2 separate regions of the Homo sapiens genome follow, and region 1 is linked to region 2. Evidence: read pairs that join two places in POLR2A ChIA-PET (ENCODE). Cell type or tissue: PC-9. All regions are shown on one strand. Links, peaks and the distances in the headings refer to the core of each region. The heading gives the core; the rest is flanking DNA. Region 1 overlaps LINC01331 (long intergenic non-protein coding RNA 1331). Region 2 has its middle 83 kb from the start of LINC01335.

The links. ChIA-PET counts read pairs that join two places held together with the same protein. Peaks named below come from ENCODE experiments on the same cell type or tissue, not always from the same donor. Only the 100,000 strongest peaks of a DNase experiment are listed, where the experiment ranks them.
Region 1: POLR2A ChIA-PET joins it to region 2 with 6 read pairs; 4 of 35 experiments call an interaction of 5 or more read pairs at or near these places.

The regions. Positions count from the first base shown.
Region 1 is chr5:74,405,125-74,410,510 of GRCh38, reverse strand. The region is part of intron 2 of LINC01331 (long intergenic non-protein coding RNA 1331); the gene reads left to right. Among named protein-coding and RNA genes, the nearest start is that of LINC01333, 86 kb to the right of the region's middle. In PC-9, for the core only: no CTCF peak of the experiment used is centred there; a DNase peak (open chromatin) is centred at 2,080; H3K4me3 peaks cover 1,138 bases; H3K27ac peaks cover 1,967 bases.
Region 2 is chr5:74,222,401-74,227,786 of GRCh38, reverse strand. No RefSeq gene overlaps it. Among named protein-coding and RNA genes, the nearest start is that of LINC01335, 83 kb to the left of the region's middle. In PC-9, for the core only: no CTCF peak of the experiment used is centred there; no DNase peak of the experiment used is centred there.

The DNA of each region.
Region 1 (5,386 bases), core at 58-5,057, 180 kb before region 2:
CCCTCTTCTTCCCCAATGTTTAAGACATTTATATTACTTTTGTTAAGTCCTTTTGGGGATCGTCAGGTTCTTCAAACTTCACCTTCTTTCTTATTGCAGAACCTAAAATATTACCCTGTTTCTCTTTCTTCCACCAATAATCCACTCCATGACTTTGCTGTGTTCTTCCCAATAGGGTCTGTGGAGTAGGTTTTCATCTAACCTGTTCCTCATGTTCTCTGAAGACAAACGTGCAATCTCTTGTCATGTATTGATTTTGAAACAGACAATAGCTGAAATTGCAAATGTGGGAAAATTATGAATGTTCAGACACATAAAATTATTCGAATCACAACCCCAAATACCTTATTTTCTCAAACAGCTGTCATAAGCTCTCTAATAATGTTCTTTTTTTCCTCCCTCAAGTAATCTAGGGGTCCTCAAGGAGAGGTTTACAGGTGTCCCCAGGCCCTCCTGCCTATGGATCTGAGCTGTCCCAGGCTGCAGCTCCTCTTCCCTGTTCTCCAACCTGGAGTCACTCTTGCTGAGCTTATGAGGCTTGTCAGGCAGGGCAGGCACAGTTGTAATCACTGAGTGCCAAAGTTGGCAATGGCCTCTGGCAGAGTCAGGAAGAAGGGCTCCTGTCCTTTTGTGTCACACTGTGTTAGATGTGGGACATGAGCCCAGTGGGCTAAAACATCTATTGAAACAGCTACTCAAGTTTTGTTATGGTGCCTCTCCCTAGGACCTAAGCATGTGGTCTAAGGGATTGGGCTGGGCATTGAGTAGAGACCACTTGCTCCATGTAGACCCCTCCTACACCCTCTTTGAATTCTAAGACTTCGTTACTCAGCCCTATTCCTGGCTTCTTCCTCTCTTATAATGAGCTGTCTCCTGGGGGTACCTGCGTCTTCCCTGAGAGTGGAATTTTGCCTGGTACTCCACTAGACTGTAATGTGCCCAGATCACACACTTCCCAGCAGCAGGTGCAATGCTGGCTTGTTCCCAAGAGGCTGCTCATTCCCCATGCACTAGACTTCCATCTGGCCCAAGCCACCAGCCTAAGCCAAGAGAGGCCTGGACCCTGCAAATGGATGGCAGAAAACCCAGGCTCAAGCTGAGATCCTCTGCACAGGCATGGTCTCTGGTTCCTGATTTTGAAATAGTAATTGGAAGACCTGGCTGCCGGCCCTCTGCTGTCTGTTTTCTTTCTGATTATAGGGCTCACCAAACTCTTCCGAGAGAAAAAGCATACATTTTGAAATATTGAGTTTTGACTCTCTGTGAAGGCCTGCAGAGGGATGTCAGGGATACCTGAATGGTTGCTGTCTGTTGCCTTTGGCCTCTGCTGTGTCACAGCTGTAACCCTGCTTGGGCATTACCTGAAAAATCTCAGAAGCGTAGTCTTCTACAGATTTCTGGCTATCTTCCGACAGATTCAGAATTTAGTGTGATCTGAGTTGGTAAGATTTTCCTAATTTCAACTTTCACATCAAGATGGTATGCAGCAAATTCTACGTGATAATTATTAAGGATAGAGCAGATTTCAGCTTTGTGACTAGAAAAATACAATCCAGTCTATTCATATCTTGAAAAATTTCGAGAAATTTTCTCCTGTGCAGAAGAAACCAACTTCAGAAGTCACGAATGTGTTAGACAAAGATAAGAGCCAAATCTAAGGTCAATAAAATATTTACTCTGACAGCTGTCAAGTTTGCATTTGTTTAGAACCTGAAGTTATCTGTCAGTTGTCTATGAAATTCACTGCTTTAGCTTTCAGTTTCCCAGATTCTCTTCTATTTGTTACCATTTTTTTTTCTAGCTTCCTTTCTTCAAAATTCACCCACCATCTCTCATAGCCCCACTCCCATTGTGATTTCATCTTTCCCTGTGTCCTCAGAGGTATCAGAGATGCGGCAAGGCAGGCTGTACAGTGCTTGGTGCCGTGGAGCATTTTTTACAGCAGGTTCTGCAAAGTTGACTGTAGATTTAAAGCAACCTTTACATCCTATCTGAAGTGAGTTGATTTATGAGTCAGTGTTTGGTAAGTACTCAGAGATCCTTACATTAAATGCAAGATCCAAGTGCACCGTATTATTGCTTCACTTATTTGTCTTTTGTAAAGCACCTGGTACCATGACAATATTCACTAAATAAATAACAAATGAAACACACTTCCTTCTCTATTTTAATAATATACTATTCATGCAATTTTTTTTCCCAGAACAAAGGATCATTGTACGGAGTTGCTCTGCCAATATTAGGCTGATATCTTATTGCAGGCAGAGTGAAGAGATAAAATGGCATGACACAGGAAAACTGATAAAGTTTCTTTTCAAAACAAAGGAGAACAAGGCAATAACACAAAATATGATAAGCCAAGAAATGATTCAATAGAATTAATACAAATATGAATGTAGTTCCCTTGATATTTTAATGCTTCTCTCAGTTATAAAACAATACCCACATGCCCAGAGGAAAATTCAAATTATAGTTTCTTGATCAATTCTATGTTGTTTTTCTTTAAAAAAAAAAAAAATCTGTTGTCTTCTGCTATGATTCTGTCCTTAGGAAATCATACCAGAGATGTTTAACAGAGAGCAGAACCATTGCCAAACATTTCTAGTGGGAACTGAGCTACCAGATATTTTCCTCAAATTATAGAAAATTGCCATTTGTAAAGTCCACATTATATTTAGCTTCTTAATTTAGGATTAAACATCTGTAACTTATTGTTAGGACATCCGGAGAGTTTGCAAAATTCTATAATAGGAATATTGTCTCTTTCTTTAGTCCCATGGTGTCTCCAAAGAAAGTTGTTTTGGTCCCATTTGTAAAGATTTACTGATGGTCAAAGGAACCACTATGTAATTTTAGAGTAAAAAAATTGCAATGTAATTTTGACATGTTTTCACCCCAAACTGCCACCAGTTGACCAAGGATTCTGATGGTGGTCACCCTTTAAGCTGCCTGACGTACCCAAGCTGGGATCCAGTGGAACAGAAGGGGCAACTTTATCTCTTTCCCCAAGGGCTTCAGCTGGAGACCAAGATGCCGCAATAACACAAGCCTTGGAGAAATTTAGGAATGGCCATGATTTCCCCCTGTAGGCTCCACTAACAGTCAACTAGGAAATAGTACAACTTATTCTTAAAACATTAAAGAATGGACAGTGATCTTTTAATGACTAAATTTAGCTGAGGGGCTTAGAATTTCTGAATGATCAAGGGCAATGTAATAGAACTTGAGTCTTGCATTTACAAGCTTTTCAGATTAGCTTTAGTTCAGTTTCTTCAAATATGGTCAAGGAAAGCTTCTGAGAAGACACCACATTAAAGCTGAGCTGTGAAGGATGATGAAGATGATATAGGAATAAAATTCAAGAGGAGGTTTTCTGGCTAAAGGAGTAGAGTGGGTAAAGCAAAGCAGTGGGAAAGGACATGTGCGTTTAAATATTCGTCAGAGCTCCCCAGCGGCCCTGGAGGTACACATGAGGCTGGAAACATGTTACAACACTCTGTTCTCCCAAACTATTGGCATTGATGTTATTTCCCCTGGAAAGCCTTCTCTGAAACTGGATCAAGTGCCCTTTCTCTGCTTCTGGATCCCTCTGCCCTTGTTCCAATTTAGTTCTTAGAGCAATACATGCATTTATTTATTTTTTCTTATTTGACTTCCTCTCTCTGGTTTAAGCTCTTTAGAGGAGGGTCCTTGTCTTGACCACTTCTGCCTTCTTACTGCCCTAGACAATGCTTGATAGGTGCTCAATGAATATTTTTTGAACTGAATAAACAATGCAAACTGTTCCTTAAAAGATGCTTTTAAAATGTTTTAAATTTTGTTCAAAGGCCTTAGACTAATTGTTTTAAAGGCATAAACCATGTATTAATAATGAATGTGAATATATTTTATAGTTAAACTATTAAAATAAACTTACTCTAGACCATTATAGAAAGAACAGAATGCAATACCAGATGGGTACCTTTTGGATCCACCTGAAGGATTTCAGCTGTCAAATTGCTAAAAGTACCTCTTTATAAAGGAGTTTCATCTATGTGATAAATTGCTCATACCAGGGACTATTAAGATAGCAATACAGTAAGTCCTCACTTAACACTGTTGATAGGTTCTTGGAAACTGCAACTATAAGCAAAATAGTGTATGACGAAACCAATTTTACCATAGGCTAAATGATATAAACAAGAGTTAAGTTCCTACAGCATATTTTTGGTCTCAAAACATCGAACTTCCAAATAAACACCAATATACTTTGGATATTAAGCATTGAAATAAATTTGAGTTATACATAGATTTAAGATTAATACAAACAAGCAAGATAATTGTTCAACTGCTTATTCCAGTTCAGGGTCGACAGTGGCCAGAGCCTATCCCAGCAGCTTGGGGCACAGGGCAGACACCAACCCTGAACAGGACACTTTCCCATTACAGGGTGCACTCACTCACCCACCCACACTCACTCAGGGACAATTTAGACACACCAATGAACTGAATGTGCATATCTTTGGGATATAGGAGGAAACTGCAGGACCCAGAGAGAACTCACACAGATACGGGGAGAGCATGCAAACTCCACAAAGACAGCGGCTCTGGGGAGAAATCTATTTTTTTCCTTCTCATCAATGTTATAACGAAATAATATTGAATGAAACATTATTTGAAGACCTGCTGTTGAAGTGGGTAGAACCCCTATAATCTGCCCGGGAAAGACTGTGTTGGAGAGAACTTGGACTTGGGGTCAGAAAACATGAGACAGCTCTGGAAATGGCTATGGGAACCTGAGAAGCTATTCAGGCCCTGATCTTCAATTTCATATCCACACACTCTCAAACAGAATATCAGCTCTGCTTGCTTTGCAGAGTTGGGAAGATAAATTAAGATAATGTAGATGTGAGATAATAAACTACAAAGAATTCTCCTTTTTATCATAATGGTGCAAGAAACAAGTTGAATTGATATCTCAAATCCTAGAATGTCTTTTGTTCACAAGTTCAATAACATATTCCAGACCTTAGGACTTTTGATTTGATAAGGAATCCGTTGATTGTACCCTTACCTCTTTCTAACCTGATAAGGAAAGGAATATAAATCACCAGTAAAGGAATGTAGGGTTATAAAATTTATCCTTGGCAGGACACTGTATACCCTCTGGTATTTAACACCAAATCCCAGAGTCAGATTCAGCCTCCAGGTAGTTTTTGTGTAGAGCTTATTAATAACTGCATGGAAATATCCAATGGCAGGTTCTGGCCACAGTTAAGTTGAGTGCTGGCTGGACAGATGAGCTCTGCTCTCCAGCACATTTCTCCCATTCTCTGCTCTTTTCCAGGATGTCAGGGGGTGGCTTTTGCCAACATGTTGAAAGGCCTGGCCAGTTTTCCTTCAGTGC
Region 2 (5,386 bases), core at 126-5,125:
AGATAGTTAACCTCATGAGGGCAGAGAATTGTTTGCTATTTTGCGTACAGAAATATCGGAGAGCATGTCCTTGGACTTCTGACAGGACATAGAATGGAGGGGTGTGGAATCGATTTGCTATAATTCACAAAGGGCAGGGTTTCAAACACAGATGGAAATGGAGGCCCAGAGAGGGAAAATAACCTTCCCCAAAACATAGAGCCTCCTTTTGCTGAAGCTGGAACAGGCGTCCCTCTGTATGGCAGTGGGATCCCCATGTTGCCTCTCTGGGCACCTTCCTCAGCTGCTCTCTCTGAACCCATTACTCATTGTTCACCCATTCAGTCCACAGAATGGTTAGTTCTTAGATGTGTTTGCACTCATCTCTGCTTTGCGGTTTAATCTAGGAGAACTGGTCTCTTTAAGGGGGCTGGCCTCATCCCAGGATACCAACAGAAGGTTCTGTCTTGTCATTTGGCACCTGCAAGCTTCCAGTGATGCAAGAAGCTAGATGCGCTGCATGTTCTGCATCCAAGTCGCTCAGCCACGTTGATTCTGGGATGCAGTCAGTCCCTGGCAAACCTTTGGCTTGGCCTGCAGCTTGATTCCATGTTGGTGCCATGTAATGTTTGCCAGTCTCCTGAATAAAGAAAGATTCAGGACAGCTTCTGGTACTGCCAATCAAGGCTTAAACTTTCCATCCTATGTGAGTGAGCCTTGGTTGGTCTTACAGCTCCCTTTAAATTAAAATAGCCAAGTGATTAAATATTCATGCTTTGCTTATTTCAGTATATTTAATTTATTATGTATCACTTTTCTTGGGTTTTATATAAACTTGCCTGAGGACTTTCTTTTTTTCAGCTTAAATTCTGGCAGAATGTTCCCTTTTCCTTGGCAGGGTGTTGATTAGTTAAAGTCTGCTTAGCTCAGAAGCTTTTTTTTTTTTTTTTTTTTTACAGATTGCTCTTGCACTTTAATAAAAATGATATTATGGTCATTATCACCAACATTAATCAATCTTTAGTGATCATTAATGTGGCACCTAAGATGAGGTGCCATTAAAACATCTACTTCATTTTATTCCAAGCCTGGAATCATTGCCTTCAGTTTTTCTACCCAACATTTTCTATTCACTTAGGATGGGAAAAATGAAGGAGAGACTGGTTTCTTTTATTCTGCCCATTTCTGTCATGGATAAAAATGAAATCATATCTTTCTTCTATCTTTTTACAGAGTAGGTCTTCACCAAATTCTGTCTTGTAACTGTCTTAGTTTGGCAGATGTGATCAGAGGGCTATTTCTCAGACCTGATGAGTAGGCTACCTCTTCTTCTAAAGCTTTCCTAATGCCTAGATTTATAATGTAAAGCATGATTGAGGCTGGAGTGGGGCTCAGAGATCATACTGATGCATAGAAGTTTTCCTCCCTCATCTAAAGCAAGGAGGTAAAAAAACACACACACACAATTGATTGGATTTCACAAAGCTTCTAATTGCTGCTTTTTGAGAGCTATTTTTCTCTTTTTAAAAAGTCATAAGGTCCTGCTGGATGCAATTTCAAAATATATGAATAATGATCCCTTGATTATAAAGAGCTAATTAAAAATTTCAGGCTTTGTCCCCACCATCTTAAACTTGCACTACCTCTTGCCACCACCCACACAGCATCTGCTGGAGCCTAAAAATGAGTTTCAGTATTAGCCTATGAAAATAACAAAACAAAGTTAGAAATTAAAATTAGCTGCCAAAGAAGAAATCATATGTCACTCCTCTGCTCAAAAACACTGTATAAACACCAAGAAAAGAAAGAAAAAAGGAAGGAGGAAGGCAGAGAGGGAGGGAGAGAGAATGGAGAAGAAGGCACAGAGGAAGGGAGGAAAAAAGGGAGGGAGGAAGGAAAGAGGGAGGGAGGGAAGGGAGGAAGGGAGGAAGGGAAGAGGGAGGGAAGGAAGGAAGGAGGGAAGGAGGGAGAGAGAAAGGGAGGGAGAAAGGGAGGGAGGGAGAAAGGGAGGGAAGGGAAGGGAGGAAGGAAGAGAGGAAGGGAGGGAGGAAGGGGAGGGAGGGAAGAAGGTAGGAAGGAAGGAAAGGAAGGACAGGAGGGAAAGGAAGGAAAGGAAGGACAGGAGGGAGATCAGACACACTAGATAGAAACTTAAGAAATGTGCAGGAAGTGTATGAAGGAAATTTTAAGAGTTCCTGTGGGACATAAAACAAGGTTTAATAATAGACATCTAATTTTGAATTGAAACAAATAATCTTTTGAAAAGATAATTTTTTTCCAAATTAATTTGTAAACTTCATGTATTCATAAACGAAATTTTTAAAAAGAACTTTAAAAAAGCCATTCTAAATCTTCTATTATCTGGAAGACTAGTTAAGAATAATAAATTTTGTTAAAAAAATTAGGGAATACTGGTTTTGCCAGATATGAAATTTAAAAGATAAAATAATTAAAATGATGCTTACTGATATAAGAATAGACTGATGGGTTAAAAAAAACAGGAACAAACACATGTATATATGAATATACACTTTTTATAAAAGGAAATTTATTAAAAGATATATAAGTTCCTGTTGGGCAGGTTGGCAAGGGACAATGCCAGGAAACTCAATAATTTAATAAATGATACCAAATGTGCCTGTCCCAGAAAAAAGTTGCCAGAGACATCTCTCAGCTCTATTGAGAAGAATGGCCTCCTTGATGCACCAGGCGAGCATGTTTCTGCAATAAATGTTGAAGCCGTTGAGGATTCAGAGTCCGTATTGATGATGGCTCATGTCTGTGGGACTGACACTCTTCTGGGTGTGTTGCCACCTCTTGGGCTGAGCTGCTGCTGCCAGGTGTAAAATCCTGCAGTGGCGCTCAGTTCTCAAAACCCCAGTGCTCCTGGCTCGCATGCTCAGCTGCTGGTGATCATGAGCTGGTGATTCTCCGTGAATTTGCAACCTGGATGAATATAGCAATTAGGTTTTAGTTCAGACAAATTTACGCCCAGTAACCAGCAGCTGGTGGGGACTTGTTGACTGCTACCCATAAATATTTTATATGTGAAAGAGGTGACATTTCAGACAAGTAAGAGAAGGATTCTTTATGGTTTTAGGAAAACTATTTGATGAGGTGTTATATTCATTTCTTGTGGCTGATGTAACAAATTAACACAAATTTGGTGGCTTAAAGTGACAGAAATTTGTTCTCCCACAAATCTGGAGGCCAGAAGTCCCAAATCAGTTTCACTAAGCCAAAATCAGTGTTCACAAGGCTAAGCTCCCTCTGGAGGCACTAGGCAAGAATCTGTTCCTTGCCTCTCCCAGTTTCTGGTGGCAGCTGGTGTTCCTTGGCTTGTGGCCACATCACTCCAATCTCTGCCCCCATTTTCACATTGCCTTCCCCTCTTCTGTGTGTGTCAAACCTCCCTCTGTCTCTCTATTACAAGGACACCTGTGATTGGATTAATGGACACCTGAATAGTCCAGGATACTCTGCTAGGTCAAGATCCTTAATACACTGTCAAGGTCTTCTTTCACTTATATGGTAACATTTACAGGTTCCACTGATTAGGACCTGAAATCTTTGGGTGGTCATTATTCAGCCTGTGACGGGGTGAACTAGGTTCTTATTTCACCCATACAGTGAATAAATGTATGATGTGTCAAATAATTAAAAGATATTAAGGCAAATAGTTACTGGATCTCAGAGATTACCTTTTTAAACATAAAAGATTGATGGTCTTGCTCATGTAGAAATTAAACACTTGTTTATGCCTGCAATTACCATAAACAAAATTACAAATAATTAACAAGCTGGAAAAAGTATTTGTGAGACAAAAGTTCATATCATTAATATATGAGGAGCTTTTATAAATCAGAAAAATATATATATATATCCTAATAGAAAAATGATCCTAGAACGGGGACAGGCATTTCACAAAAGAAGAAAATCAAAAGGTCAATGAACATAAAAAAAAAATGCTCTTGTAGTAACAAAGAGCATGTGAAATATTGATAATGTATTAGTTTTGGAGAACACATTGGCAAAAATTATAAAAATTGCAATAACCAATAATGGCAAGGGAATGAGGAAATCAATGCTTTTATGCCCTATTAAGTGGTATCTTAATGGGTACGGGCTTTCTCAAGAGCAATTTTGCCATACATGTGAAAGACTTTAACATCTGTATTCTCTTTGAATCAGAAATTGTGATTTTAAATTATGGTAAAAAGTGAGCAACTATGCAAAATGAATTCATCACCTATATTCTTTATAGCTTCATTAAAATGTGGAAAAATTACAAGTAGTCTAATATCTCACAGTAGAAGATTGGTTAAAAAATTTTGATATAGCTATAGGATGAGATACATGCAGGCTTTATAAATTCTAATGAGATGGAAAATGTTCACAACATGCAGTTAAATGAGAACAGCAAGTATCAAGACCATCTGCATATCTGGGCCTGTAAGTGTGTGTGTATATGTGTATGTGTATCTGAAATGATGACTGAAAATGTTCACAGTGGTCCTCATTGGAGGTAGGATTATGGGTGATTCCCTCCTCCATTTAACACTTTTAAAATTTTCATAGTGAGTATGTATTACTTTTATAATTTGGAAAGAAAAAAAAAGTCAATGTATATATTTTAAAATGATCTCCAGAATAAAGTCAAATCCTCTAAATGTGGCAAATACAGACCCTTTATAATCTGTTTCTGTCTACCTTTCAATTTTCACCTCCCTTGAGTACCCACTACCAGCTCAATGTTTCTATAGCAACAATGAATTTCTTGGCCTTTTCTGAACTGGATCCTGTGTTTTCATAAATCTATGTCTTTACACATGTTGTTCCTTCTGGCCTGGATCTCTAGAGAACCCCTGCCACTCATTCAAAATGCATCCCCCTAAGGTGGGCAGAGAGTTTTCATGATGCCCTCTGGCAGAATAAGCCACTTCCTCTTTGCTGCCACAGCACAGCACACGTCAACACATTGTGATTGTATTTCCACCCTGTTTGTATGCCATGGTACCAATTCCCTCCAAGCACTGTGAGTTCAGTGCACACAAGAACCCAGCCCAGACGGGTGGTTCCAAGATGGCCGAATAGGAACAGCTCCAGTCTACAGCTCCTAGCGTGAGTGACTCAGAAGACAGGTGATTTCTGCATTTCCAACTGAGCAAACGGCACACCAGGAGATTATATCCAGCGCACGGCTTGGAGGGTCCCACACCCACGGAGCCTCACTCATTGCTAGCACAGCAGTCTGAGATCGATCTGCAAGGTGACAGTGAGGATGGGGGAGGGGCGCCCACCATTGCTGAGGCTTGAGTAGGTAAACAAAGTGGCCAGGAAGCTCAAACTGGGTGGAGCCCACTGCAGCTCAAGGAGGCCTGCCTGCCTCTATAGACTCCACGTTGCG